2 separate regions of the Homo sapiens genome follow, and region 2 is linked to region 1. A link is an interaction called in ENCODE POLR2A ChIA-PET data of the cell type or tissue named here. Cell type or tissue: A673. All regions are shown on one strand. Links, peaks and the distances in the headings refer to the core of each region. The heading gives the core; the rest is flanking DNA.

Region 1 (16,340 bases), core at 4,241-12,240:
CAAGAGGAGATATTCAATAATTTATAATTATTATGATGATTCTTTTTATTGGAGAGGGCAATGAAGGACAGGCAAGACCCACAGGTGGGGAGTAGGGAACACTGGGCGGAGGCTGGAATTATGCAGAGTGATGCATAATGAACTCTGATCTGTGGTTGGTGGCAGTTCTTTCCTATCCAAGGGAGAAAACTTAAGACCCTTCAAGGGGCCACCTCTCTGCCCAGACACTTAGGGACATCCCTCAGCACTCTGTCCCAACCGTACACAGAACAGTTTACAGAGGAAGATCTCCCAGCCTGACCTTCACCTAGAATTGTCTAAGGTCACCCAGAGCATCAGAGGGAGAAAAGGGGGCCCTCTGAGCCCCAGGACTGCCCTGCAGTTCTTATGTCCTGCCTTAGGGGGTAGCAGGTGCAGAGTTCAGAGTCAGGCTGAGCCCACATCCCTGAAAGAAGGGGCTCTCGGCCAGGGCTCCTCCTGCTTTCTCACTGTGGGGATTGATCGGGTTGGGGACCAATTTCCCATTTCATTTTCCTCTAACGCTTCCTCTCCCCCTTCCCCAGGAGCCGTGGGATTACACACATGTCCATCTCTCTGCTTCTGGCTCTGTCCCTGGCTCTGCCTCCCACAAGCCTATCCTGTGTAGAGTTGCTGCAGGCTCCCCCAGCACAGGATGAGTGCCTGCCCCTGTCCCCACCCTTGGCTTCAGTTTTGTCTAGATGGGTTCACCTAGACAAAATACAGGCTGCCCAGTTACATCTGAATGTCAGATAAATAACAAATCTCTTTTTTTTTTTTTTTAGTATATCCCTAAATTACATGGGACATAGTTACACCAGAGCATTATTTGTTATTTACCTGAAATTTAAATTTAACTGGTTGTCTTGTACTTTTATTTACTAGGTCTGGTGACCCTACCTCCATCCCACTTATAAGAGGAAGACTGAAGCCAAGAGAGAAGGGTGGGCAAGAGAAAGAGACTGACAGCCCAGGCCTGCTGCCACTCCTTCCTCCTCCCGGTCACCTCCCTCCCTAATGGGGCACACCTTCTAGTAACTGATAACAGACTGATCAAGGGGTTTTCCCTCCTGTGTGATTCTGGTGTTGGGCTTCCTGTGGGCAGGGCAGCTGGGAGGGCATTGGAGGCCCATCTGCCTGTAGATTTCCTCCTCGCTGACTCAGCCTCCCAAGTAGCTGGGATTACAGGCACCTGCCACCATGCCGGGCTAACTTTCTGTATTTTTAGTAGACACGGGGTTTCGCCATTTAGCCAGGCTGGTCTTAAACTCCTGAGCTCAGGCAATCCTCTCTCCTCTGTCTCCTAAAGTGCTAGGATTACAGCCATGAACCACCATGCCCGTCTTGAATTTTTGACTGTGTGTCTTTAGGATAGATTTCTATAAGTGAAGTTTCTGGTTCAAAGGGTAAATGCCTATGTAAAATTGCTAGATATTGACACATTCCTCAAGAAACTAATTTCTATTGCATCTGGCAAAATTATTTGCTGTGCTTTATATAGCACTTAATCCTTAGAATAACAGTCAGAGATGAGTATGTCTATTTTCTTCATTTTCAGATGAGGAAACGAAATACACAGGACATAAGGCTAACAAATAGAGCTGAGATTTGGCCAGGTGCGGTGGCTCATGCCTGTAATCCCAGCACTTTGGGAGGCCAAGGGGGGGGCGGATCACCTGAGGTCAGGAGTTCGAGACCAGCCTGGCCACATGGCGAAACCCTGTCTCTACTAAAAATACAAAGATTAGCTGGGCATGGTGGCATGTGCCTGTAATCCCAGCTACTCTGGAGGCTGAGGCAGGAGAATTGCTTAAACCTGGGAGGTGGAGGTTGCAGTGAACTGAGATGGTGCCAACGTACTCCAGCCTGGGTGACAAAGCAGGACTCCATCTCAAAAAACAAAAAGAAAACCCCCCAAAAAACAAATAGAGCTGAGATTTGAACCCAGAAATTCTGATACTTGAGTCCGCACACTTACAATTGCTACATTGTACTGCTTTTCTGAAGAAAATTGAGAGGTAAAGGAACTTGTCCCTTGCCAGCGAATGAATGACAAAATGGGGAATTGAACCCAGATCTGCAAACCCAGCAGTCCTTGCTGCTTCCCTTATACTGAGTGCTGCTGGCCTCCAAGTGTTTCTTGTTCTGTGTTTCTACATGGACGCTTACAGGGAAGCATGGGTGCAGAAATCGCCAGGCCAGTCAAGGACGCTGGGATGTGTGCTGACCCTAGCCCTGGAGCGCTCTCCCCCACCACTCCCCGCAGTCTTGCTTCCTCTTGTGAAGTCTACGTGCTAGCCAAGACCCAGCCTGTGAGGCCTGACCTGATCTCTGCTCCTTGTCTGCTCCCCCAGCAAGAGTCCCTGAGGAAAAGAATGGGGAATCACGTCTTAGTCATCAGAGCATCGAAGTGCCCAGGCCAAGGCTGGCCACAGAGAGGGAGGGCAGGTGGCAAATGTTTGCAGCACGAGTGAATAAAAGGAAAAATGATAGCAAAGAATGGAACTACCAGGCACCATTCCAGGGCTGGGACTAAATATTTACCTTGCCCATTGGGCAAAGATAAGCCTGGTTTTCCAGGCTCTATTTATGCCAGCTTTCCTTCAGGGGCTGACACAGTCAACCTGGTATCATTACAGCTTGAACAGCGGTTTCCACATGTGGGATCTGGGTGTACAAGGTGCTTGATTCTCAGATTCTGCTATTCCCTAGCTCCATGTGTCTTCCCAGTCCTTGAGCCCTAGGTGGCTTTGCACCTCCATTCTGCTGCCTGGTCTGTCCCCAGTCTCCATGAGGCTATTGAATCGGGGTTCATTCTACTCTAGATGAAGCTGTGTATCCTCGTTTAGCCCCTGAGGTCAAGCCACATCAGGAGCTGCTTACAACATGACAGGACAGACTTGCCTGGGTCTACTGCCTCAGTGGCCTCCTGCGAGACACCTCTCTTAAGGGAATAGGGTTGGGTATGACAAGCTGGGTCCAAGTGAAGCTTCAGAGATGTAGAGATGTAGAGATGTAGAGATGTAGGGGAGGAGGGACTCTGAGTTCAGTGTGGCAACCACTCAGCCTCTGGGACTCACACCAGGGGCATAAGGAGAATGGAAGCCGCATGTGGAAAAGGGAAGGGTAATTTCTTTTTATTTTTTGGGGGGGCGTGGGGAAGGGTGATTTCTTTTTTTCGGGGGGGAGGAGGAGGTGGGGAAGGGTGATTTCTTTTTTTGGTGGGAGGAAGTGGGGAAGGGTGATTTCTTTTTATTTTTTGGGGGGGAGGTGAAGAAGGGTGATTTCTTTTTTTGGGGGGGGCAGGTGGGGAAGGGTGATTTCTTTTTTTGGGGGGGGCAGGTGGGGAAGGGTGATTTCTTTTTTTGTGGGGGGCAGGTGGGGAAGGGTGATTTCTTTTTTTGGGGGGGCAGGTGGGGAAGGGTGATTTCTTTTTTTGGGGGGGCAGGTGGGGAAGGGTGATTTTTTTGGGAGGGGGTGGGGAAGGGTGATTTCTTTTTTTTTTTTCGGTGGGGAGGTGGGGAAGGTGATTTTGTGGAAATACGAACAGCTCTGCTTTGGGAAAGCCTTCGTGGAGTGTGAAGGGAGCAGTGAGCAACTCTGGCCCCTGGTGTCCTGCCTGGGAGGCAATGCCTAGAGGCAGTGGTCACGTTGGGTGAGGGGTGCCCAGAAGATCGGGTGGTCCCTCTCAGAGGACACCACGTGGCAGCTGAAAGGACTAGTTGAAGAGCACACTTGAGATACCCTCTGGAGGCTGCCATCAGTACTTTGAGGGAGAGTGGGTCTTTGCAGGGGGATAAAGGAGAACCAATGAAACCTGAGTCATTACAGCGAGTGACCTTTCACTGAGCCTGAGGCTGCTATAACCAGGAAAACACAGCCAGTGTGGAAGCAGATTCACAACCAGGCACGGTGACTCGCGCCTGTAATCCCAGCAGTTTGGGAGGCCAAGGTGGGCAGATCACCTGAAGTCAGGAGTTTGGGGCCAGCCTGGCCAACATGGTGAAACCCCATCTCTACTAAAAATATAAAAATTAGCCGGGCATGGTGGTGCATGCCTGTAATTCCAGCTACTTGGGAGGCTGAGGCAGGAGAATCTCTTGAGCCTGGGAGGCGGAGGTTGCAGTGAGTTGAGATCATGCCACTGCACTCCAGCCTGGGCAACAGAGAGAGACTCCCTCTGTCTCAAAAAAAAAAAAAGCAGCAGCAGCAGCAGCAGCAGCAACAGCAGATTCGCAGATTCATGGAGATACTACTGCTTGGAATTTGGTGATGCTTCAGGGAGTGGGGCCGGAGCTGGCCTATGCTCCAGACAGGCATAAACTATCAACGTAAACACAATTACACCTAAGCCTCTGCAGGCATGGTGCTGATGCTGCCCCCTCCCAAGGGGGTACCATCTGGGTGGGTACAGGCCCTGGAGGCTGACTTTTTTATTTTTTTTAAGATGGAGTCTTGCTCTGTCACCAGGCTGGAGTGCAGTGGCTCAATCTCGGCTCACTGCAACCTCTGCCTCCTGGGTTCAAGTAATTCTCCTGCCTCAGCCTCCCAAGTATCTGGGACTACGGGCATGCGCCACCATGCTCAGCTGATTTTTTTGTATTTTTAGTAGAGATGGGGTTTCACCATGTTAGCCAGGATGGTCTCAATCTCCTGACCTCGTGATCCACCTGCCTCAGCCTCCCACAGTGCTGGGATTACAGGCGTGAGCCACTGCCCCCGGCCAATGCTGACAATTTTCAAGTCAGCTATGGAGTTTGAATTTTCCTCCAAATTTACACTGGCTATTTCCCCAGTTCAAATTAGGCCTGACTGGTTTCTCTTTCTCTTTCTTTTTTTCTGAATACATATCAGTTTTGGATTGAGGCCTAACATTTCCACTACCATCCAGAGGAGAGATGAGAAAACCAGAGTTGGGCTCTTAATCCCAGGGGAAAAAACAATGGGCTGCTCTGGAACGCTGCAGAGTCAGGGTTGAATGAATGCAGGAGCGGGGCAGGCAGCTAGGGAGTGTGTCGGCCACGTGATGAGCCTGCCATGGTGTCCAGATGGACATGTGGTATTTGGTTTAAAGCCCACGCTACTGGGGCATAAACAGCTGAGGATAAATGATCAGACTCAATTGTTCTCTCCTTTCCCAGGAAAGGCCAGGAAGGAAAAGGCCCCAGTTTAAGGGAGAAGGCATTGTCCTCAGTGGATGAAGCATAGTCAGGTAGCCCGGTCTGGCAGGGGGCCAGTGGGGAGCACGAGATTCTCATGGCTGCTGTGGCTGGTGGCCGCCTTTACAACAATAGCATATTGGACTCCTGTCCTTCCCATCCCACCTCTGAAATGATCACACCCATGTTAAATCTCTGATAAGATACTATCAGATACTCCAAAGTCCAGTTTGGAACTACAGTCTTTGCTTGACTCAATCCAGAATCCTTTCTCTCTCCCTGGTCCTATCTCCCCATCTAATCCCCCTCAATTCTTCTTTCTATCCAGCTGCTAAGGTCCCTGGGCCATCAGAAGCGAATAGAACAAACCTAAGACATCACTCTCCATCAAGAGGCCTGCATGACTCTTTATTTACATCATCTTCCAGGAAGAGGAGGAGGAGCTGCTTTGGGGACACCCACTTCCTCTCCTTACGTAACAACACACTGCATTTGCACAAGTGTCCTTGGTTGTAAAGGGTTCCACACTCACTTTCTTATTCAGGGCTTATTACAAGCCTCTCAGGTAGCTATGGTCATGGTACCCTGATCCCTTGTCAAAGATGAGCCCACTGAGGCTCAGGGTGACTACCGTTGTGCCAGGAGTTGCTAAGTGGTGGATCACAGACTCCAGTTCAGGGGGAGGTAGGGTGGTAAAGAAGCAGCTGGATGAACCTGGGTTTGAATCCTGCTCAGAAATGTTCCATCTGTGTGACACCACAGGCAAGTGACTTAACCTGATTGAGCCTCAGCTTCCTGATCTAGAAAAAAGGGTGATCATGCATCCCTCATAGAGCTGTGGTGAGCATTTACGAATCACGAGTGAAACATGCATAGCATGGGGTTTGGCAGATAGAAGTCCAGTAAATGTCTAAGCCCATCTCCAGCGTTTCTTCTGGTTCCAAGCTCAGGACTATCCTTTAAGCTAAGTGGTAGATACTCAATGAACGTGTTTTGGATGATTTAGCCCTCTCCTTTCCCCCATCCCTCCCCAAGTGAGAGGATGTTTATTTGCAGCTCTGTGCTGCAGAGAGCTCTGCAAACAAGGATTGGCAGCAGTAACTTTCTCCAGCTGGCACAACAATGAAAGGCCACAGGCCCTGGGGCTGCTCCCTATGGATGTCCAGGGAACAGAGGCCAGGCAGCAGGCTGACTGCTCCGGGCACTCCCTGTGGCTTCTTCACTCTAGCTGGCTACCCAGTATACTGAGTAGCAAAATGGCCTTTGAAAAGGCCCACCCTGTGGCCATGATTTCTAGCAGACCAAATGAGAGTGTTCTCCTGGGAGCACTGTCAACTCCTCTTGCTGGAGACAATTCTCTGGGAGCTCCTCAGACCCTACTGGAGCACTGTGTGCTTGGCTTTCTGAATGCTTAGAGGTGACAGGTGCTTTAGCAGACATCCAATCCACAGCGGTTGCCCAGGCAGCACTACACCCCCCACTGTCACTTCAACCGGAGTAACTCCAACCTCATCTGCTTTAGCTATGGGTCCTTCAGGTAAATGTGGCTGGAATGGCTGGAAGAAAGGGTCGGGTCTCAATGTTGTTTCAAAATAAAAGCTGAAGACAACTGACCTAATGCAACTCGCTCAATATTCACAGGGGGAACCGAGGCGCGGACAAGGCAAGTGACCCCCAAGGTCATACAATTCTGCCAAGTGCTGAGCAAACACTGCGGACTGGACTTCTGGTCTACTGCTTTCCATGGCATCAGCTAAGATGACTGCTCTGAACCTGGGGCTGCGGCAGCCTCTGATGATGGCCGTAGGTATCTCCTACTCCATTCTGGAGGCTCCCTGCTGATCCCTAATGTGGAAGTCCCCCTCTTCCTCCCCAGTTTGTAATCCCAGTGGGCACTGAGGTTTGGCCATCAGCAGCAGAGGATCCTGCTACAGATAACTGAAGGGTGGTACTGAAAAAACCATCAGATCAGCAGAGAAGCCCCGTCCCCTTATCCCCAAGGTCCTTGGACAACTCCTCCAACCAGGCACATTTTTCCTTCCTGGGCTGCACTCAGCTGTGACTGGGCTCCTCTCTCTGGCATGCCTCCTCCCTGTCCAGAGCTCTTCTAGGTTTTCCCCCTTCTGCCTCCTTTTTTCTTCCTCCTCCACTTCCTTCAGTCTTCTTGGGGCATTTCAAGCCTAGCACCCATCTGTGAGTTCCTCTTGGGCTTGTTGGTAAGGTCTAAAGTTTGTTATCAAGAGAAATTCCAGCCAAAGTGGATTGTGAATATGAAAAAGAGAGAAATTACAGCAAACAGAACTTATGTTTATAATAAAATGGTCTAAAATAGATACATATGTGCCGTGTGGTGGCTCACACCTGTATTCCCAGCACTTTGGGAGGCTGAGGCGGGTGGATCACCTGAGGTCAGGAATTCGAGACCAGCCTGGCCAACATGGTGAAAACCCGTCTCTACTGAAAATACAAAAATTAGCCAGGTGTGGTGGCGTGCGGCTGCAATCCCAACTACTTGGCAGGCTGAGGCAGGAGAATCACTTGAATCCGGGAGGTGGAGGTTTCAGTGAGCCGAGATAGTGCCACTTCACTCCAGCCTGGGCGACAAGAGTGAAACTCCGTCTCAAAAAAAAACTAAAATAGGCCGGGCACAGTGGCTCACGCCTGTAATCCCAGCACTTTGGGAGGCCGAGGTGGGTGGATCACCTGAGGCTGGGAGTTCAAGACGAGCCTGACCAACATGGAGAAACCCCATCTCTACTAAAAATACAAAATTAGCTGGGTGTGGTGGCTCATGCCTGTAATCCCAGCTACTCAGGAGGCTGAGGCAGGAGAATTGCTTGAACCTGAGAGGCGGAGGTTGTAGTGAGCTGGGATCGCTCCATTGCACTCCAGCCTGGGCAACAAGAGCGAAACTCCGTCTCAAAAACAAACAAACAAACAAACAAAAAAACTAAAATAAATAAATACATAAATAAAATGGATATGTATTTATACAAACCATAGAAAAATGTTTGGCAACTATCCCAAGATACCTGACAATGTGAAATACTTTTATTACAACTGGCCTGACCTTCAAAGGCCTTCACAGCTCCTGCCTTCCTGTTACAGTCTACTATGTTCCTCATGCACCTTCCACTCAGCACAAACAGGCTGCACTGCCTCTGAAACGCATCACTTGAATCCTGCCTCTGCTCCTTTGTCCATCTGAATCACCCTCTCCACATTTCTGACCCAGTAATCCTAATCTCACTTTATGAGGCAGTTCGCTTCCCTTTTGCATTTCCCTGGGGTACACTGTCAATAGCCTAGTGTCTGATGTCATCAGTCAGCACTTCATCAGAGGCAATTATGTCTACAGAGCTTTTGGCTAATTACTGTCACTCCTTACATGTGTGCATATGCATATCATCTTTCCCTAATGAGACTGGAAATAATGATTCATTCCCTGGAGCAGTGGTTTCCATAAATGACCAACCCACAGACCAGTGCAAACTGGCTGTGAAAGAGCTTCCTCTGAGGAACTTATTAGAATGCAGATTCTTGGACTGCATGGGAGAGGAGGATCTCATAAATCTGGGTGTAATAGGCACAGAACATTAGGTGTAATATGGGCAGGACTCTGGACTCAGCATATCCAACAAGCTGCTGGCTGATTCCGATGATGCCGATGAATTGCCAGGTTGGGAACTGTTGCCCCCAGAGAAACTAGCAGAGAGCTCTGTACGTGGTAGGTGCTCACTCCCCTATTGTTTGGGTGTATGCCTCCTGATAATGAACTTGAACATAACATTATTGTTATATTATGCCTGTATTGTTTCCTTAAGTGAGGGAAGAATGCTTTTGAGTACCTAATAGGTGGCAAGCTCTGTGCCTACTTACATACATGATCTATTCCTTTTAATAACCTTTGGAAATGAAGTGGTATTTTCACTGGGCGTTAGAAATCTGAAAACTTTCGTTTACAGCTGTTGCAACAGCAGAACTAGAATGTGACCTCCGACATAATGGGCTCAAAGTCTATGACCTTTCTGCTCACCAGAGGGCATGAACTGCTGGTTTGTACCTGGCTTGCAGATACCTTCTTTGGGCAGCACAATGTTCAAAGTTAAAAAAATTTACCAACACTTCTAAACTGGATACTTTGTATTAATATCTGGGTTTCTGGCTTCTCTTCATGGGAAAAACAAAACAAAACAAAAGGTTTGGTGAACACTGGGGCCCACATTCCTGCAGGACAACAGTCACATGGAGCCTTTAGATGGGCATGTGCCTAGAACACACTAGAGTCCCCATCGCTCCCCATTCTCTTACATTCTATTCCCAACCAGGTTCTTATAGGCCTGGGTTTGTGACTGCTGCACACTTATCTACTCTCTTGCTTCCCACTGGTCAGGAAGTCTGGCAAACTTAAAAGGCCTCTTTTTGTTGCTCTCTCCTGTATGGATCTCTGATCATAGAGGTGTGTGCATTTCTGTCTTTGTGATTTCAATACTAAGGAAGCCGTTGGTACATTATCAAGAGAAACTGGGATCGCCACTCCCCAACTTACACATTCTGGTGTGTCCCAGTAAAATTCTGTACTCAGCCTCCAAACTAGCTGGGAAAAATGTGGCAAATCATCTACTTGCTCCAATTCAATGGTGTTTAGAAGTAAGAAGTCACTGTGAGCAATGCCACCAAGTGGTGGAGAGACTCCATGCAGACTCACCACCTTCAGCCAGGGAGGCTGGGAGGCCGAAGACCTCTCTCAACGCATAGGGCCATTCAGAAACTAGAAACAAAATGCTTGCCCATCTCCCTAGGCCAGTCCTTCCGAGGCTTTTTGAGACAAGGTCTCACTGTCACCCAGGCTGGAATGCAGTGGCACAATCAAGGCAACCTCAACCTTCTGGGTTCGAGCGATCCTCCCACCTCAGCCTCCCGAGTAGCTGGGATGACTACAGGCATGGGCCACCACACCCAGCTGATTTTTTTTTTTTTTTTTTTTAGTAGAAATGAGGTCTCACCATATTGCTCAGACTGGTCTTGAACCAGCCCATTTTTAGCTTTTTAAAAGACAGCCTTGGCCAGCCATGGCAGCTCACACTTGTAATCCCTGCACTTTGGGAAGCTGAGGTGGGCAGATAGCTTAAGCCGAGGAGTTCGAGACCAGCCTGGGCAACATGGTGAAACCCCATCTCTACAAAAAATACAAAAATTAGCTGGGTGTGGTGGCGCACATCTGTGGTCCCAGCTACTGGGGAGGCTGAGGTGGGAGGATTGCTTGAGCCTGGGAGGTTGAGGCTGCAGTGAGCCATGATTACCTCACTGCATTCCAGCCTGGGCAACAGAGACCCTGTCTCTATTTAAAAAAAAAAAAAAGTGTGAACCTAGGAGTTGGAGTTTGCAGTGAGCCGAGATTGCGCCACTGCACTCCAGCCTGGGCGACAGAGTGAAACTCCGTCTCAAAAAAAAAAAAAAAAAAAGGAAACCTAAAAACAGACTGGCACTTAAAAGAGTTGTGCTTCATTTTTTGACTTTCTGTATTAATTTTCTGTTTGTTCCTTTCCTTAAACAAGCTGCCACTGCTGCTGATTGAACATGTTTCATTTTATACATTTTTTTTTTTTTTTTGAGACGGAGTTTCGCTCGTTTCCCAGGCTGGAGTGCAATGGCGTGATCTCAGCTCACTGCAGCCTCTGCCTCCCGGGTTCAAGCAATTCTCCTGCCTCAGCCTCCCAAGTAGCTGGGATTACAGGCATGTACCACCACGCCCGGCTAATTTTGTATTTTTAGTAGAGACGGGGTTTCTCCATGTTGGTCAGGCTGGTCTTGAACTCTCAACCTTAGGTGATCCACCTGCTTTGGCCTTCCAAAGTGCTGGGATTACAGGCGTGAGCCACTGCGCCTGGTCCATTTTATGCATTTTTAATGTGTATTCTCGTTTTTGGAAAATGTGAACAGAGGACTATTAAACTCTTTTAGCATCAGAATAGCAAGGAGGTAAAAAAACAAACAACAAAACAAACAAAAAAAACCCTCTTTGTAAAATAGGATTGAGTATCGTTGGATTGAGCACTTACCAAGCAACTGTGCCAGGCATTTGTGTCCTTCATTTAATTCTTACAAGCCTGAGTGTTCGGTATTTTAATTTTATAGGTGAACAAATAGAAGCTGAGGGTGAAGGACCTACAGCTGTCACCTTCATCTCTTCTCAACACTGCCAACTGTCTCCTTGGATCTCCCAGACAGACGACTAGGGACATCTCTGGTTTCTCGGTGCTCCCTAGAAACCTAGGGTCATTTCAAGGCATTATGCAAATGAGCTTTCCTTCTCTTCACCTCATCTCCTGATCTGCACAAAAATGACCGTAGGACCCACTGTAGGTACCAATGTAGGCACCAATCCTCAGTTTACCACCTGCTCTCTACTTGCTTCCCTGCCATAACTTTCTAAAAGGGATGTGAGCCATGTTTAAAGTCACCTGGTCACTGGAGGGATCTTGTTCTACACTCTACATCAGTGGTTGCCAACCTTTTTGGCACCAGGGACTGGTGTTGTGGAAGACAATTTTTCCACGGACTGGGGGATGGGGGGAGTGGTTTCAGGATAAAACTGCTCCACCTCAAATCATCAGGCATTAGATTCTCATAAGGAGCACACAACCTAGATTGCTAGCAGGCACAGTTCACAATAGGGTTCGTTCTCCTGTGAGAATGGCATGCCGCTGCTGATCTAACAGAGGCAGAGCTCAGGTGGTAATGGGAGCAAGGGGGAGCGGCTCTAAATACAGCTTGCCGCTCACCTCCTGCTGTGCAGCCCAGTTCCTAACAGGCCACAGATGGTACTGGTCTGTAGCCCAGGAGTTTGGGAATCCTGCTCTACAGAGTTTCCAACCTCAGAGATGAAGCATCCCCTCTGTAAGTCAGAAAGAAATTATTCAAGTAGGAGAATTAAAACAGGATCACAGAGAGGGAGGCTGAAGAATTTGTCTTTCTGTGTTTACTTGTATGAGGAAAAACGGCACATGGAGGCATCCACAGTATTTAATTTGTTTGTATACTAGTTACAGATAAACAGGTACACCCCATATACAATTACCAATACTTTTTATACAGTTCATATTTCGGTACATCAACACTATTTTATTTACACTCTATTTATGTACATTAACATCTTTCTAAAGTCAGTGCATTGTCAACAAGTTTTATACAGTAATTTACAAGGTGAATGTAGTTAATAGTTAATTTAATAAATTTTCTGCTAGTTCATGAATTAAAAAAATTAATTACAACCAGTATAACAAACACAGATCAAACAACATTAGTAGATTGAGCTACCTGCTTAAATAAAACATCTGTAAAGAAATTATTTAAAATCTTCCACTTTTTAATGGGAATGGACAGATTTTATATACTGAAAATCTTGAAACTATAAAGTATGCATTTTGTCTGACTTTATTACATTAGACAATTTAGGCCAGTCCTACCTACTTGCAATTATATTTTTTCTGAAAAGGATTTCAATTTAGGTAGCCATTTAAGATAACCTTTCCAAATGCTCTGAGAACTAGATATTAATAGTTACTGGCCTCAGATATCAGAACACAAATACTTAGTTACATTGGTAATTACTATCTATGAGGAAGAAAGGGTAGTGGAATCTGACAATTAATGAGAATCAACTTGCAGGGTCTAAATGAATAAACAAAGACCAAAAATAAGGTGAAACATTTCCTTCAAGTATATATTAAAAAACTACACGAAAAAAATGCTACCTGAAATAAATAATATTTATACTTTTGTTCCAGTCTTGATTAGAGAAAAAAATGAAGTAAGCAAAGAAACATAACTTTCGATGACTACTGTAAAATTTAAAAAAAAGACAAATATCAAAATAAAAAAATTAGTGGACATGCAAACAAAGCAAAACTAAAGTTGACTTCCTAAAACCACCAATTTCATTAAATACACTTATGAACTCCTAATGTCTGGGATGTGTTTTGTTTGTAATTTATAGCCCTTAGAGCCATCAAATACACACAAGCAAGTTCATTTGCATGTGTTCTCTCTTTTTTAAAGTGCAAGACAAACACAGAAAAGAACAACCACTAATTGTGAAACGTGATCTAGCTCCAATGCCACTTACCTTCCCAGAAGCTCTTGTTGCAACAGGTGCATGTGAAGATGGTGCAAATATTGGCAACTGCTCCCCTTCCCTCAGCATGGGTGGGGCCGGGGGTGCAGAATACATTTCTGAGGATACTTGAAGTATCCTAAATGTAAGATGCCTCCACTGGGAGGGCCATGGTAGCTGGATTTCCCAGGATGCTGTTTCTTTCTACTGGGTCTCCCACAAGGCTCTGGGTGGAAGGCACACAGCTCTTAAGAGAGCCTCCCTTTCAGACTGACCACTATATGCCCCTGCCACCAATGACTGGTTGTGTCTCAAACATAAATACAACGGCAAAAACAAAAAGCAAGAAAGACAAAGAAAGGGTATGGAAACAGTTTAAAAAATAAATTGAAAAATCCTCGTCCATGCCTTAAGAATCATTTGCACACCTTCGTGATCTTGCTTTCTCCATCTTGTCAATATAATGGAATAAAACTTCAGGAAAAAGGAGGTAGCATATCATGTCGTCCCTAGACAACATTATAATTGTTTGTTTTTTACTCTGACTCCAAGGAAATCTTTAATATTTGTTATGATTATGGTAAACTCTATACTCACTACATATTTGTTCATATCTGGACAAGCACAATTGAATTCTTATTTGGTCCCAGGTGGCTGGTGCCAAACCTTTTGTTTACAGGCTAATGGTGGGATCTGCCTGAAAGTTCTCTATCGGAGAGCTTGTATGAGACTTCAAAATAAAATGATTACTACTCTTAAAGTTAACTATTTTAATTAGAATTTTTATTTTGTGCTTCAGGGCCACAGGATAAAATAACTACATTTAGCTTGCCTTTCAGTGACGCTTTTGCCAAATGTCAGCTACAAGGAGTCATCTCCCTCACCGCCAAGCTGTCTAGCAGCCAGAGTGGTAGCTTTACTGTAACACACAGTACTTTTTGTAATCAGACTCAAAGTCTTCATCCATACTGCTTGTGTCTGCCATCTTTTTGCCATCAGTCTTTGGCAGAAATTGTGCATAGTCTATCCCCTGCTGCTCATAGAAAAGAATGTAGGCAGAGTCGGTGTCAATTTCATCCGGGTGAAGTTCCTGAAAGGGCAAGAAAAACCTTTAACAAAAAGCCATCACTACTATGGCTCTAAATCCTTGCCAGGAAAGGGAAGACCAACCCTCTGTAATTACTAAACCTGATTGCTTCCAATAAGCTCACTAGTTTGGCTGTCTCACACCTGCCCCTTTAAGATGAGCCCCATTATTTCCAATGTTTGCTTTGGGGAAAATATTTTGACCATAGACAAGTCAAAAAAGAATGACCTAAAACCTCATCAAATTCTATTTATTTATTTTTTTGAGATGGAGTCTCGCTCTGTCACCAGGCTGGTGTGCACTGGTGCGATCTCAGCTCACTGCAACCTCTGCCTCCTGGGTTCAAGCGATTCTGCTGCCTCAGCCTCCCGAGTAGCTGGGACTACAGGTGCGTGCCACCACGCCTGGCTAATTTTTTGTACTTTTAGTAAAGGCGGGGTTTCACCATATTAGCCAGGATGGTCTCGATCTCCTGACCTCATGATCCGCCTGCCTTGGCCTCCCAAAGTGCTGGGATTACAGGCGTGAGCCACCGTGTTCGGCCCAACCCCATCAAATTCTAACAGTCTAGAAGATAGGAGTTTTTGCATTAACTAACTCCTGTTTTTTTTTTTTCTTGAGACAGAGTCTTGCTCTGTTGCCCAGGCTGGAGTGCAGTGGCGCAGTCTTGGCTCACTGCAACCTCCACCTCCCAGGTTTAAGCCATTCTCCTGCCTCAGCCTCCCGAGTAGCTGGGATTAGAGGCACGCGCCAACACGCCCAACTAATTTTTGTATTTTTAGTAGAGATGGGGTTTCACCATGTTGGCCAGTCTGGTCTTGAACTCCTGACATCAAGTGATCCACCTCCTAAGCCTGCCTCAGCCTCCCAAGGTGCTGGGATTACAGGCATGAGCCACTGCACCCAGTCAACTAACTCTTTATTTTTCCTCACTACTCATGTTTTCATTCCCTACTCTGCATATAACTTTTGTTCCTTTAATACTGACAGCATCTATATATTGATTCTAACAGAAATATCTATTTCCTATTCAAGAGATAGTCCATTATTTCAACAAATGTTCCCCAGTTCTGTTGATATTCTGTTTCTAACTTTCATTCAAAGACTGAGAATGTTTACCTTACAGCTGCTGTCATTGTAACAGTACCACTTGCAGTTTGGGTTTTTGGCATAAGTGACGTAATGGCCCCCACCCAGAATTCCTGAATGGCACTGTAAGAGATAAGAGAGTGGAGGTATGTTAGCAGTTAACTGTACTATGGCCAGGGTATAGCACTAGGATCTGAGCAGGAGAACACTGATCATGTAAATGATCAGTAGGTGAAAAAATATTTTAGAACCCTCTAACTTTTTCTAAAACCAAAATAAGCAAAAAGCAAAATACAAAAGTCATAAGCTCTAAGTCTTGTGTGGATAAACAATCATTTTATAATTGTAATTACTATTATTATTATTATTATTATTATTATTATTTTGAGACAGGGACTTGCTCTATCACCCAGGCTGGGGTGCAGTCGAGTGATCACAACTCTCTAAAGACTTGACCTCCTGGGCTCAGGTGATCCTTCTGCCTCAGCCTTCCAAGTAGCTGGGACCACAGGCACATGCCACCATACCTTGCTCCATTTTAAAATTATTTCTAGAGATGGGGCCAGGCTGGTCTCAAACTCCTGGGCTCAAGTGATCCTCCTGCCTCAGCCTTCTAAAGTGCTGGGATTGATTACAGGTGTGAGTCACCACACCTGGGCAGGCCAAGATTTCTGTGTTAACTTTGTCTATCACTAAGCTCAATGCTAGGAAATAAGCAGGACCTGAAAAAAATACTTGCTGATGAATACATGAAGACAAGTGAACAAAACACAGACCACTCTCTGAAAACCATATAATAAACCACTTACCGAAATTGCATATAGATTATAAATAGGCTTAATACGAGTATCTTCTCTTTGGTCATCAGTGC
Region 2 (15,123 bases), core at 7,084-15,083, 270 kb after region 1:
CCCATCTCTACAAAAAAATTAGCTGTTCATAGTGACGCACACCTGTAGTCCCAGCTATTTGGGAGGCTAAGGTGGGAGAATCGCTTGAGCCCATGTGTCAGTCTTTTCTCGCACTGCTAATAAAGACATACCTGAGACTGGGTAATTTATAAAGGAAAGAGGTTTAATTGACTCAGTTCCACGTGGCTGGGGAGGCCTCACAGTCATGGCAGAAGGCAAATGAGGAGCAAAGTCACATCTTACATGGCAGCAGGCAAGAGAGTGTGTACAGGAGAACTCCCCTTTATAAAACCATGAGATCTCATGAGACTTATGAGAACAGCATGGAAAAAAACCCACCCTCATGATTCAGTTACCTCCCACTTGGTCCCTCCCACAACATGTGGGTATTATTACAATTAGAGGTGAGATTTGGGTGGGGACACAGAGCCAAACCATACCATACCGCCCCGGCCCTTCCCAAATCTCATATCCTCACATTTTAAAACCAATCATGCGTTCACAACAGTTCCCCAAAGTTTTAATTCATTTCAGCATTAACCCAAAAGTTCAAGTCCAACATCTCATCTGAGACAAGGCAAGTCCCTTCCGCCTATGAACCTGTAAAATCAAAAGCCAAGTTAGTAACTTCCTAGACACAATGGGGTTGCAGGCATTGGGTAAATACACCCATTCCAAACGGGAGAAATTGGGCAAAATGAAGAGACTACAGGTCCCATACAAGTCCAAAATCCAACAGGGCAGTCAAATATTAAAGTTCCAAAATGATCTCTTTTGACTCCATGTCTCACACTGAGGTCATGCTGATGCAACAGATAGGTTCCCATGGTCTTGGGCAGCTCCAGCCCTGTGGCTTTGCAGGATACAGCCCCACTCCTGGCTGCTTTCACAGGCATTGAGTGTCTGCAGCTTTTCCAGGCACATGGTGAGCTGTTGGTGGATCTACCATTCTGGGGTCTGGAGGGCAGTGGGCCTCATCTGACAGCTCCACCAGGCAGTGCCCCAGTGGGAACTCTGTGTGGAGTCTCCTACCTTACATTTTCCTTCCATACTGCCCTAGGAAAGGTTCTCCATGAGGGCTCCACCCCTACAGCATACCTCTGCCTGGACATTCAAGCATTTCCATTCATCCTCTGAAATCTAAGTGGAGGTTCCCAAACCTCAATTCTTGACTTCTGTGCATCCACAGGCTCAACACCATGTGGAAGCTGCCAAAGTTTGTGGCTTGCACCTTCTGAATCTATGGCCCAAGCTGTACCCTTCTAGCCATGCTGGAGCAGCTGGGATGCAGGGCACCAAATCCTGAGCCTGCACACAGCAGGTGAGCCCTGGACCTGGCCCAGGAAAACATTTTTTCCCTTCTAGACCTCTGGGCCTGTGATGGGAGGGGCTTCCAAGAAGGTCTCTGACATGCCCTGGAGACATTTTCCCCATTGTCTTGGGGATTAGCATTTGGCTCCTCCTTACTTATGCCAATTTCTGCTGCCAGCTTGAATTTCTCCCCAGAAAATGAGTTTTTCTTTTTCTTTTTCTTTTTTTTTCACTAGTTGTCAAATGATCCTTTATTGAAATATTTTCCTTTGTGCTTAACTAGCTGGGCATTCCACAGCACCACTGTTGATGTCATCTATGATGTCATGAGGGTGGCGGCCATCAACATTACAACCCACAGAGACTGGGCAGTCCCCAGGATCTCTTTAATGGTTCCAGAGAGTTCTCTGGCTAAGGATCGGTGCTCCATCTGTCGAGCAAGGTTGACGATCTCATCAAAAGTGATATTCCCACTGTGTTTAATGTTTTTCTGTTTCTTTCTGTCTCTGGTGGTTCCTTGAGGGCTTTGATGATCAGGGCAGAGGCAGAAGGCACCACCTCAATCTGGGCCTGTCTGTTCTGAATGGTCAGTTTCACTGTAATCCTCAGGCCCTTCCAGTCACCCGTTGCCTTGGCAATGTCACCACCAACGTTTTTTGGAGACAGACCCAGGGGGCCGATCTTGGGGGCCAGGGCAGAAGTGGCATCTCCGGTGCACCTCAGGTATATGACTTTGATCTCGTTGGGGTCGAACTTTGGCGGCATGGTGGAGGCGGCTGGTGTCAGATGAACCCGGATTCGGGACAACCGAAGAAAGTTGCACCTTGGCCTCCTCCAAGCCGAAAGCCAAGAGCGAGTTTTTCTTTTTCTATTGCATTGTCAGGCTGCAAATTTTGTGAACTTTTTTTTTCCAAGCCAAACTGTATCCAGCTTTATTAAAGATACTTTCCATAAACAGTCATGGTATTTCAGGCAGGACATGGGCAGACAATCATTAACAGTATACAACAACTTTCAAACTCCCTGGATTCTTCAGTGGACTACCAAAAAGAAAGCCAGTATAAAACCCAATGAAGTCTTCATCTGATGCTCTGAACAGGGAAAGTTTAGAGTGAGGGTTGATATTTCACATTCAGCATGCTGTTAACTTTTCACAAACCAACCTTGACTTTCAGGAAGTGAAATGAAAATGGCAGAATTTATCTGAAGATTCACAATCTAGAAATGGAACCACTGCTCTTTTGACAGGTGCCATCTCAGTGGCATCTGGAAAGTCCAGATTGCCTGACACTGGTAACCAATGACTAGGGGTCAGGTCCCAACAGACGTCTGGGCTTAAGGGAGTTAAGTCTATGCTGAAAGATGGAAAGGGAGAAGAGGACATAAAAATAAATTTGTTTTTCCATACCGCAAGCCTTTTGTGCCAAGGTGGCCATGTGTATCAAAGCCAGGGAATCCCTCCTCCTGGGAGCCAAAAGGAAGTCTCTAAAAACTAGAAGGGAAAGGTGTTTTCCCCATATCAATCCAGCTTCGGAGTCATTCTATTAGTGACGTATGCCCCTTCCCCTAAAAACAACAATGAAGTGTTCTGTGTGCTAACAACGTAGCTTAAAAAAAAAAAGTAAAATAAAATTCTGCATTTTTATAAATCTTGATAAAAAATAGTATTTCAAACTGTATAGTCACCAGATGTACACAGTTATCAAAAATGCACACACTTCACTTGGCATCTCCAGCACCTTCAGCTTTCTGTGCCTGATCTGTTTTGGCATCTTCATTTTCTGCAGGGCTATTCCCTCCTTGCCAGCATCAGCTTTTCCCTTTTTCCCTTTGGGTACCTTCTCTCCCTTCTTTGCAGGGGCCATTTTAGGCTTGGGCTCCGGCTTTGGAAAAGCAGGTTTAGCAGACAACCTCGCGGATCTTTTCTGTGGTTCGTCCTTCGTCTTGGCTTTATCTCCTTTAGCATCCCCTTCAGCCTTTCTCTTGGTCATGGTGGCGGCGACGATGGCATTGAGACGTAGGCACTGGGCGCAGGATGCAGCGGCGCGCGGGCTTTGCTCGGTTCGGGGATCGTTCTCGCCTCTTCTTCCTCCAAATTTTGTGAACTTTTATCATTTCCAGGAGGGTAAGTAGGTCCAAACATTCCCCAAAAACACAAATGACATATTTTCCAGGGCTCTGCCTGAGGCAGCAGCATATAGGGTGCAGGGCTGCCCTGGAGCAGGAGAGGCCAGGGCAGATGTGTGTGACTCTTCTCCCTCCCTCCCTCGATTTGTGTTCAGAAGTAAGTATCGTCATAGACTGACAAGGCTAAAATGAATATCAATCTAGTCTCGAAGAAGGAGTTCAGGGAAGCATGAATGGGGGAAGCGGGGAGGAAGCGCCATTTCTTTCCTCCTTAGAGTCATCGCCTCCTGGAAGTGGCAAGATGAGACGGCCAAGGCATAGGCCTGGGGCCAGCCTGGCTTGGCTAGACCCTGACAGTTTTGTCAAAGCAGGGAGGATTTCAGAGAGAAGGGAAGCCGGGCTGGAGGGTGTCCATGATGACTATGGGCTTTCCAATGTTTTCTACTCCTAAGAGATTTCAGAAATGTGGCTGTTTTGGGAACAGTCCAAAAACACGAAGTATCCCCAGTAGTCAAGGCAGCACTGCCACCTAGAGGAATTGTGAGACACTACAGCCTTGTTCTTTCAACCAACATGTGCAAACCAGCGTGTGCAAAAGATGAAGATGAGAGAAGGGAGCCAGGGGTTCGTTTATCAACCTTGAGAACAATCGGGACGCATAAAGGCAAAAATGGACAACAAGTGAGGCTTGGTTTTGAAGCTTTCTTTCTTTCTTTTTTCCTTAGACGGAATCTCGCTCTGTCGCCCAGGCTGGAGTGCAATGGCGCAGTCTCGGCTCACTGCAACCTCCGCCTCCCGGGTTCAAGCGATTCTCCTGCCTCAGCCTCCCAGGTAGCTGGGCTTACAGGAGCGCGCCACCAAGCCTGGCTAATTTTTTTGTATTTTCAGTAGAGACGGGGTTTCACCATGTTGTCCAGGCTGGTCTCAAACTCCGCTGGCCTCCGCCTACCAAAGTGCTGAGATTACAGGCGTGAGCCACCACACCCGGTCAATTATTGTATTTCTTGTTTATTAACTGTCTTCTTCCCTTAGAATGTAAGTTCCACAGGGTTAGAGATTTTTGTCTGTCCTGTTCATTGCTGTATCCAAAGCAATTACAATAGTATTCAACATATAATAGGTACTTAGCAAACTTTTAATGAATGAACCAACCCAAAACAGAGAATTCTGACCAACCACCTCCTCGTTCAGAGGGGAAAACAGAGGCCCAAGAAGAAAGGCGACTTCTCCAAGGTTGTGCAGGAAGTCAATGGCAGAACTGGAACGACAACTCAGACCTGAGGTCCCCCAGGCCAGCGCACTTCCTACATACCAACGACATATGTTTCACCTACTCTTGGCCCACACACTCATTTCTCACAAGATAGAAATAACCCTCAAGACTAAAATGTATTACTTCTTCTCCTTCTTCTTCTTCTTTTTTTTTTTTAAGACAGTCTCACTCTGTCACCCAGGTTGGAGTGTAGTGGTGCAATCTCCACTCACCACAACCTCTGCCTCCCGGGTTCAAGCGATTCTCCTGCCCTATCTCCAGAGTTGCTGGGATTACAGGCGCCCGCCACCACGCCCAGCTAATTTTTGTATTTTTAGTAGAGATGGGGTTTCACCATGTTGTCCAGGCTGGTCTCGAACTCTTGACCTCAGGTGATCCGCCCACCTCAGCCTCCCAAAGTGCTGGGATTACAGGCATTAGCCACTGCGCCTAACCAAAATGTATTACTTCTTCTAGAATTTTTATTTTTTAAAAGTATCTCTACCCAAAAGTATAATGGTGGACTTGGGAACACCAGAAACAGGTTGTTGGAGAGGCTATTGGGAAGTGGGGAGCCTTGGTGGAAATCCCCAAATCATACCTTGGCCTATGCTGCCTTAGGGGTGAGGCTCATCCTAGAGAAAGTGCCTCACTATCGGAGCCTTCGAGAAGGGTCCTTTTCCTTAGAGAATAAAGGGTACTTTCCCTAAAGTTTTACTTTCAGTTTTTTTTGTTTTTTTTTTTTGAGACGGAGTCTCTGTCACCCAGGCTGGAGTGCAGTGGCGCAATCTTGGCTCACTGCAAGCTCCGCCTCCCGGGTTCACGCCATTCTCCTGCCTCAGCCTCCAGAGTAGCTGGGACTACAGGCGCCCAATGGTGCCCGGCTAATTTTTGTATTTTTAGTAGAGACGGGGTTTCACCGTGTTAGCCAGGATGGTCTCAATCTCATGACCTCGTGATCCACCCGCCTCGGCCTCCCAAAGTGCTGGGATTACAGGCTTGAGCCACCGTGCCCAGCTGTTTCCTGACTTTTTAATGATCGCCATTCTAACTGGTGTGAGATGGTATCTCATTGTGGTTTTGATTTGCATTTCTCTGATGGCCAGTGATGATGAGCATTTTTTCATGTGTTTTTTGGCTGCATAAATGTCTTCTTTTGAGAAGTGTCCGTTCATATCCTTTGCCTACTTTTTGATGGGGTTGTTTGTTTTTTTCTTGTAAATTTGTTTGAGTTCATTGTAGATTCTGGCTATTAGCCCTTTGTCAGATGAGTAGGTTGCAAAAATTTTCTCCCATTCTGTAGGTTGCCTGTTCACTCTGATGGTGGTTTCGAGTTTTAAATGGAAGAGGCTCCTAACCGCGAATGTAGTGACTAACTACTGCCTGACCCACTCCCACCCCAGTCTCTCAGGAGTCACCCGAAGTTTCCTCTTTATAATAATTATCACAAATATATGTAACTGAAGAGAAATAGCAGAGTTTTGCATCCATTCTCACTGGATTTTTGTGTCAAACTTGTGAGGGAAACTCCTTCTCCCCATTACAAAGAAAACAGGCTATGGCCAGGCTTGGTGGCTCAGATGTGTAATCCCAGCACTTTGGGAGACCAAGGTCGGTGGATCACTTGAGGTCAGTAGTTCGAGACCAGCCTAGCTAACACGGCAAAATCCCATCTGTACTAAAAATACAAAAATTGGCCAGGCTTGGCGGTGCGTGCATGTAATCCCAGCTACTCAGTAGGCTGAGGCAGGAGAATTGCTTGAACCCAGGAGGCAGAGGTTGCAGCGACCCGAGATTGTGCCACTGCACTGTAGCCTGGGTGACGGAGCGAGACTCTGTCTCAAAAAAAAAAAAAAAAAAAAACAAGAAGAAGAAGAAAGAAAAAGAAAACAGGGGCTTAGGGGCTGACTTAGTTGAGTTGAGATGCTGACTGCCCAAGCTTTTTGACTCCTCCACACACAAGGCTCTGTCTTTTTGATTTTTCTTGTTTTTGTAAACAGACATTTGCTTTTTTTTTTTTTTTTTTTTTTTTTGAGACAGAGTCTTGCTCTGTCGCCAGGCTGGAGTGCAGTGGTGCTATCTCGGCTCACTGCAAGCTCCACCTCCTGGGTTCATGCCATTCTCCTGCCTCAGCCTCCCCAGTAGCTGGGACTACAGGCGCCCGCCACCATGCCTGGCTAATTTTTTTGTATTTTTAGTAGAGACGGGGTTTTGCCATGTTAGCCAGGATGGTTTCGCTCTCCTGACCTCGTGATCTGGCCGCCTCGGTCTCCCAAAGTGCTGGGATTACAGACGTGATCCACCGCGCCGAGCCTTTTTTTTTTTTTTTTTTTTTTTGAGACAGGGTCTCACTCTGTCACCCAGCCTGAAGTGCAGTGACATGATAATAGCTCACTGCAGCCTCGATTTCCTGGGCTCAAGTGACCCTTCTGCCTCAGCCTCTTGAGTAGCCGGGACTACAGGCATGTACCATCATGCCTGGCTAACTTTAAAAATGTTTTTTTGTAGACACGGATTCTCGCCATGTTGCCCAGGCTGGTCTCAAACTCCTGACATCAAGCAATCCACCTGCTTCGGCCTCCCAAAGTGCTGGAATTACAGGCATGAGAATATGTGATAGGAAAAGAGTATACAGACTTGAAAAAAAATAGAACGTTTAGAAATGAAAAATAACTATTCTTGAGCCAGGCACAGTGGCTCAAGCCTGTAATCCCAGCTACTCAGGAGGCTGAGGCAGAAGGATTGCTTGAATCCAGGAGTTTGAAACCAGCCTGGGCAACAGTGAGAACCTGTCTAAAAACAAAACAGAAACACGCACCTCATAGCTAAGTGAAACAGGAGGCAACATCTGGGTCATTCTTAGCTCATAGAGAGAAATAATCAGTCATTACGTAACAGGAAAGAAAAATACTCAAACTATTTAAAGAGCAGCAGGAATGAAAAAGCCTGATTCTGTACTTGGAAAGAATTTAAATGCAAATCAACTTTCACTTGTTACACAAAAGTTCTAATTCAAAAATAAATTACACTAGAGGTTTTTCAAGGCACTTTCTGGAAGTGATCATTCACAGATTTTTTTCAAACTTATGCATCATATTTAACTGCTTGTGCAAAGTGAAGTCTGATTTTTAAAAATTATTGTAAAATACACATAAAGTTTACTGTCTGAACAATATATATTATATATATAGTTGTAAAATACACAAAATTTATTGTCTGAACTATATATTATATATAAAATATATAATATATAGTTATAAAATACACATAAAGTTTACTGTCTGAACAATACATATATATATCTTTTTTTTTTTTTCTTTTTTTTTAGGTGGAGTCTTGCTCTGTCACCCAGGCTGGAGTGCAGTGGCACAATCTCAGCTCACTGCAACCTCCGCATCCTGGGTTCAAGCAATTCTCCTGTCTCAGCCTCCCTAGTAGCTGGGACTACAGGCGCCCGCCACCACACCCGGCTAATTTTTGTATTTTTAGTAGAGATGGGGTTTCACCATGTTGGTCAGGCTGGTCTCAAACTCCTGATCTCAGGTGATCAACCCGCCTCAGTCTCCCAGAGTGCTGGGATTACAGGCATGAGCCACTGCGCCCAGCCCTGTCTGAACCATTTTATATGTAAAATGCACTAGTATTAATTTTCACAGTGTTGTGAAACCAATCTCCAGAACTTTTGCATCACACAAAACACAAACTCTAGATCCATTAGTGCAGTGGTCCCCAACCTTTTTGTCACCAGGGGTTGGCTTTGTGGAAGACAGTTTTTCCACAGATCGGAAGCAGGGAGAGGTGGGGTGCTTTTGAGATGATTTAAATGCATTAAATTTTTTTAAAAAATTGAGACAGGGTCTCACTGTGTCATCCGGGCTGGGGTGCAGTGGCACAATCACGTCTCACTGCAGCCTCAACCTCCCAGGCTCAAGCAACCCTCCCACCTCAGCCTCCTGAGCAGCTGGGACCACAGGCATGTACCACCAGACCCAGCTAATTTTTTGTATTTTTTGGTAGAGACGAGGTTTTGCTATGTTCAGGTCTCGAACTCCTGAGCTCAAGTGATATGCCTGCCTTGGCCTTCTAGAGTGCTGGGATTACAGGTGTGAGCCACTGTGCCTGGCCTCAAGCATATTACATTTACTGTGCACTTTATTTCTATTACTATTACATTGTAATATATAATGAAATAATTATACAACTCACCATAATGTAGAATCAGTGGGAGCCCTGAGCTTGTTTTCCTGTACTAGACAGTCCCATCTGGGGGTGATGGGAGACAGTGACAGATCATCAGGCATTAGATTCTCATAGGAAGTGCATAACCTAGACCCCTCACACGTGCAGTTCACAATAGGGTTCACCTAATGCTGCCACTGATCTGACAGGAGGTGGAGCTCAGGCAAGTGATGGGGATGGGCTGTAAATACAGAAGCTCTGCTCGTTCACCCACCCACTGCTCACCTCCTGCCACGTGGCCCAGTGCCTGACAGGCCACAGATCCCCGGGGGTTGGGGACCCCTGCATTAGGCAACTACTCCCCATTTTCCCCTATCCCCAGCTCCTGGCAATCACTATCCTACTTTCTGCTTCTATGAATTTGACTACTCTAGATGCATCATCTAATAGTATCATACTCTTTGTGACTGTCTTATTTCACTTAGCATAATGTCTTCAAGGTTTGTCCACATTATAGCTTATGTCAGAATTTCGTATATTCTTATGGCTGAATAATATCCCACTGTATGTATATGCCGTATTTATCAACAGGTTCTCATTCTCTTGCCCAGGCTGGAGTGCAGTGTGGTGTGATCACGGCTCACTCAGCCTCAACCTCCTGGGCTCAAGCAATCCTCCCACCTCAGCCTCCTGAGTAGCTGGGACTACAGGTGTGTGCCACCACGCCCAGCTAATTATTTTTTTGTATTTTTTGTAGAGACAGCATTTCACCTTGTTGCCCAGGCTGGTCTCGAACTCCTGGGCTCAAATAATCCTCCTGCGTCGGCCTGCCTCCCAGAGTTAGGAATACACATGAGCCACCACGCCTGGCCTGCCATATTTATCTGTTCATGCATTGTTAAGACATTTAGGTTGCTTTCGCTTTTGGCTACTGCAAATAATGCTGCTACACGGGTATATAAATATCTGTTCAAGACCCTTTCAATTCTTTTGGATCTATACCCAGAAGTTGAATTGCTGGATCATAAGAGTAATTGTTTTTAATTTTTTGAGCACAGGTGATAGTTTTTCACAGCAGATGCAGCATTTTACATTCCTGTCAACAGTGCACAAGGGCTCTCATTTCTGCACATCCTTGCCAACACTTACTTTCTGTAATAGCCATCCTAATGGGCATTTGTCTATAGAAATGTGCGCTTAAAGTAACTGAGTGTGGTTTGCTAACACACTCAGGACAGTATCTGTCACAGGATAAACTCTATGTTGAATACACAGATCAGCAAAGTTTACAAGTTGGAAAGAGTCTTAACACTGTAAGTTATATGGCCATATGGTAATTGCTTTCACAAAGCTCTAAAATGCTGCATTAATACCAAGTGGCAACTCAAACTTTAAGGGAAGGGTTCCCTTGATCTTTGAGCTTGACAGATGAGCAACACTATCCAGGAAATGGCATTCCACAAGGACGACGAAATCGCATGTTCAGAGGTTCAGTCATGGAGATGTAAAAAGAAACATTTTTAAATTCAGTATCACTGAAGGTGGCAGGCAGTGAAGCTGGTGCTGACTATATTCCAAGTGATGGTGGGATTTTGTCTACAATATTTTCTTCCTAATCTTTAAAAATATGGCTTCGTTTCCTACAACTGGTTTCTGAGTCCTTCAGATTTATGCTGTTTCATGGTGAAGTTTTTTAAAGACCTGATTTTACCCCCTTATTCATGTGAGGAAATAAAACACAAAGAGGGCTGGAATGACGTAACTCAGAATCTTCCAGTTCAGAGACAGCTGGAACTGAAACTCCAATCTAGGCTTTTCTTCACTATTCCAGCAGAACTTTACCAGGTCTCATCATTCATCTTCAGCCTTTAGAGTGAGAGGATTCTTAAAAGAATGGTATACTTTTGTAAAGACTAAAAAATCCCTTTGCATTAATGCAGTGCTTTGTCTTTTTCCAAGTGCTTTTCATCAGCACAATCTCCAGATGTTACCATGCGCCTCCTCTGCCACACATCTTAATTTTCTTGAACAAGAGCACTTTTGTTCTAGTTCCAACAGTTTCTCTCACACTGTTCTCTAATAAAAACAGTCTGCAAAGCTTAATCCCAACCAAAAGCAATCAAAACCAAATTGGAAACAGATACACTATGAATGCAGGAACACTATATTTATTAGGTCAATAATTCATTTTTAGCAATACAAGTACAGAATATATCACAATGCTGGTTACAAACATACTTAGTATGGTTTAATAGTTACAAATAACGGTGGGCACTACAAGTTGGTGAGAATGATATGAAAGGTCATCCTGACACAATGAAGAACCGTCTTCAAAAATCTATTTAATGACCTTAGATATTTCTATAGAAATTATTGTGGCACTATTAGTGGGGATTTTCACGTAAAGATTGTTAGTGTTTTGTTTTTAACTGTTCCATTAAGAACTTTTTATTTTGAGCCTATTAAACTAAAATCCCCTGTTGCTTAATAAAGTATAAAAATAGTACTGACCTGGTAATATTTAATAAAACGTAGCATTCATTCACATCATAAAAGTAGAACTGAAAAGTTTTAGTTACCATGGCAAAATATCTTCCCATAAAAGGAATATACAGAAATGAGTAATGTTACACAAACGGTACCTGCAATGGTTATTTAGTGATCCAACACTTAACTGTGCACCACAAACCAAGTTTTCTAGATATCTATATATAGGATATATTTTTAATCTTAAATTTTACTCTTGAAAAACATGTGCACTTCAACAAACTCACTAAGGCCACTCATGCTATAGATACCTAGGATTGCAATTAAAGAATAGTATTATGCAATAAATCCTAAAGCACACTCCTTCTGATTATCAACAGGGTAAAACCAGTTTTCTGCCTAAAACATTCCTGAGATTTATGGACAAAAGAAGTACTGTTGAAGCTGGAGATTAATCCAAATGTCATATTAACAACAAAAAATTTCCTAGCCAGGCGTGGTGGCAGGAGCCTGTAATCCCAGCTACTCGGAAGGCTGAGGCAGGAGAATCGCTGGAACCCGGGAGGCGGAGGTTGCAGTGAGCCAAGACGGTGCCATTGCCCTCCCAGCCTGGGCAACAAGAGCGAAACTCCGTCTGAAAAAAAAAAAAAAAATTTCCTGGCAACTAAGTTCCTCCACAGCCAAGAGGTGAAGTACACATCCACTTCTAAAGCAAAGATAAAACCCCAAAAACTTTGTACTTATAGTGTTTTTCCAGTAGTAACTTTGCCACCCAGAAGAAAAGCAAGCAGCAAGGCTACAAATTCTAGGGAAAACATAAAAAGTGGCAGTTAATGATACCTGTTATGAGCAAATCATTATTTCTATGTATAAAGTTTCAGCCAAAGGCTTCAATCATGTTTTGGCATGTGTTCACTGCAGTTTTCTGTCTGCACTATTAAGGAGCAGCCAAATGGCACCTTCATTATTTCTAAGATCGCAGCCTCTGTACTTAATTTTCATAAAATTATAAACTTTTCCCAACAGGCTAGGAACAAAGGTCTTTCTCAAATTATTTTCACAAGTGAAAAAATACCTGGGCAGGGGTTACTACAAAGCAATAGTGAGCCAATTTTTAACCAAGCAGAGACAGAGATTTGATGGTAGTAAGGGTCTCAATCCCTTTGGCAAAGTCAGCTTTGAGGATCCATAAAGATTATGCTCTAAAAATTCCAATTGACTCTATTAAATGGAATGCAGGCATGAGTGGCCACCTGAGCGACACATGCGAGTGCTGACGGAGCTCCCTGATGCACCCAACTGGAGTAGCACCGAACTTTAGGAAAAGACTGGGTAGAAGAGTCAGAGAAGGATGAGACCAAAGGCCCCTAATTTAACATAACTTTGCTGAACCTCCAGAAAAATCTTTAAGTTGGCCAGGGCTTCCTTACGCACCTCACCATATGTAAAAAGTTTGCGCAAGTTAACTTATTGTGAGATAAATTTTATTATTTTCTTCAAGATTTTTAAGAAACCCAATAAATCATAGTGGCACACATCTAACTTATCCTAAACATCCCTACTTAAAGGATGAATCTTACACTTAAAGTCATAGGGTATTATTCTTCATTAGAACCAGAAATAATAGCACATTAAGTCATATCCCTAACCAAAATGGCAATGTTTTCTTAAGCTAGAGTGTATGCATTAAAGTATATGGATTTACAAAAAAACTACATTAAAGCAGTGGTGATAAGGAGAAACTGCCAATAATGATGTTTCAAAAAAACACAACTGGCTGCCAATTGACATTATCACCCTGTGATCCTAGGCTTCTACATACCATGTTGTTTTATCACTGAGTGTGAGCTAAGTTGAGTTCAAATGGAGTTAGGGAGGATGAGGCTGTAAGTCATTTGTTTATTTTTATCCTAGGAAATGCTGTATGTGCACAAAACCAAAAAATACAGATTGAAAAAAAAACTTCATATGGAAACATGTTTCAAAATATTTATTGAAAAACAATTTACCATGACATTCCTATACCACAAACATACCACTGGATTCTAAATAACCAATAAAAGTATACAAAGCCTATCCTGAAAATATCTTTGGAGGTATTAAATATATAGGCCCATGAGGATAGAGCTGAGTAACTTAAAAATGTTAGTCCTTGGTCACAAAGACTATTTGGTAATTAATAAAGAAGTGCCTCTTGACATTAGACTGCAATTAACTGAGGGGTGGGGGGCAGCTTCATAAACTGCAAGTACGTCAATTTACTCTTTCCAAAATTTAAAAAGAAAATAATTCGATTTGAGGAGTAAACTCAGGTTTCTAAATCACACAGTTACCATCTTAGGGTGTGGGTTTGCTTCATCTCTTTCAGTACATCCCCCAACCAACCCCCTCCTAGGGAACTTAAATGCAATGGCTCAAAACTAATAGGACTGCAAATAACAGCTTCAAACAAGGTTGGGAAGTTCAAAAAAGTGCTTAAAATATTAATAAAATTTGAAATCTACAACTTTTCTGTACTCAATGTGGCAGACAGCTTAGATTTTTTTCCCCTCTCACCCAACATGCATGTTAAAAGAAAACTAAAATTCAACACACATCCATTCACCCACAGACTACTCCAAGCATTAGCTAGGAGCAACATCTTTAACAGCCAAGTCATGAACCCCTGAAAATAGGGGGGGAACCCAGATTCTTAACTATAGAAGCATCAGATGGGCTACTACAGTAAGAATTGAGGTAACAGCAAAATACCTTTTTGTTTCTTGAATTGCTACATGTCACAAATTCTTAAATTTGATTATTACCTCATCATTAAATAACCTGACTGGCTTACAAAAAATCAAATCAAAACCCAATAAACAGAAAGACAAGTTAGTGAAATAGGTGTATTATTAGGGGATCTTTCCATTTGACTCCTAGATTTCAAATGAAATGACCTAGTTGTATTACTATTTACCATAAAAATGGAGGATTTTCTAAGACTTATTTTTGGGCATTCATTTTCATTAATCTCCATAAACCATACAGTAACCTAACATTTCCATCTGAACATGAACTATTTCATGACACACAGCCAATATACTTGTTAACTGCATTGATTATTAGGGCAACATTTAAAATGAGGGGGATGGCTGCAGCCGATATTTATAGACTTGCTTATGGCACTGCCATCTGTGTACCTTGACTAAAAATATGCCATTGAAATTGCCAAACTTCCCTAATTTGGTATCTATTACATAATTTTTGCATTATCCTTTTTCATTATACATCTAAATGAAATCATTCTACTGATAAAAGTATATGTAGGATCTAAAATAATAATCTAAAGCCTCTGGTCCAAGTAACCACCTTCTACATTAGGCTGGTCCTTTTTAGATCCTCCTGGTCCTGTTAGCAAATGCTATCAGAGCATCTTGCATTGTTGTACCAAAAAAAAAAAAGTCAGAAGTGCTGGTCTATCAGATTTTCTATTACATTACAGATCAACACTGGTCCAGTTCAGATGAATCTGACAGTCCTTTCCTTGTAATATAGAGTGGTTGTATCCACTTATCTGGGCAAGGTAGAAAAACGTAAGTCGGGATGTCCCTCTTTTATTAGTACTTGTGTTAACTTTTCTATACTGCATATAAAGATTTTCCGCATAAAATTTCTTTACACTACAGTATTGAATACCTCCACATGGAAGAATTACATATTAAAAAGTTGTTAAAATCATCCTTACATAATAAGAATGCAACTCTTTTAAACTCTTAAATAGTTTTATT

The links. Peaks named below come from ENCODE experiments on the same cell type or tissue, not always from the same donor. Only the 100,000 strongest peaks of a DNase experiment are listed, where the experiment ranks them.
Region 2: POLR2A ChIA-PET joins it to region 1 with 7 read pairs; 1 of 35 experiments calls an interaction of 5 or more read pairs at or near these places.

What each region holds. Positions count from the first base shown.
Region 1 is chr17:60,165,046-60,181,385 of GRCh38, forward strand. USP32 (ubiquitin specific peptidase 32) reads right to left here. Exons shown (of 34, transcript NM_032582.4): 32 at 16,279-16,340; 33 at 15,500-15,592; 34 at 12,282-14,383. The coding sequence ends at 14,210. It also overlaps a transcript of CA4 not described here and the pseudogene FAM106DP. Among named protein-coding and RNA genes, the nearest start is that of CA4, 23 kb to the left of the region's middle. RefSeq lists an enhancer at 1,167-1,246. In A673, for the core only: a CTCF peak has its summit at 9,872 (motif pointing left); a DNase peak (open chromatin) is centred at 8,436.
Region 2 is chr17:60,432,137-60,447,259 of GRCh38, forward strand. APPBP2 (amyloid beta precursor protein binding protein 2) reads right to left here. Exons shown (of 13, transcript NM_006380.5): 13 at 11,022-15,123. It also overlaps the pseudogene RPL12P38 and the pseudogene HMGN2P42. Among named protein-coding and RNA genes, the nearest start is that of CHCT1, 17 kb to the left of the region's middle. In A673, for the core only: no CTCF peak of the experiment used is centred there; no DNase peak of the experiment used is centred there; H3K27ac peaks cover 1,178 bases.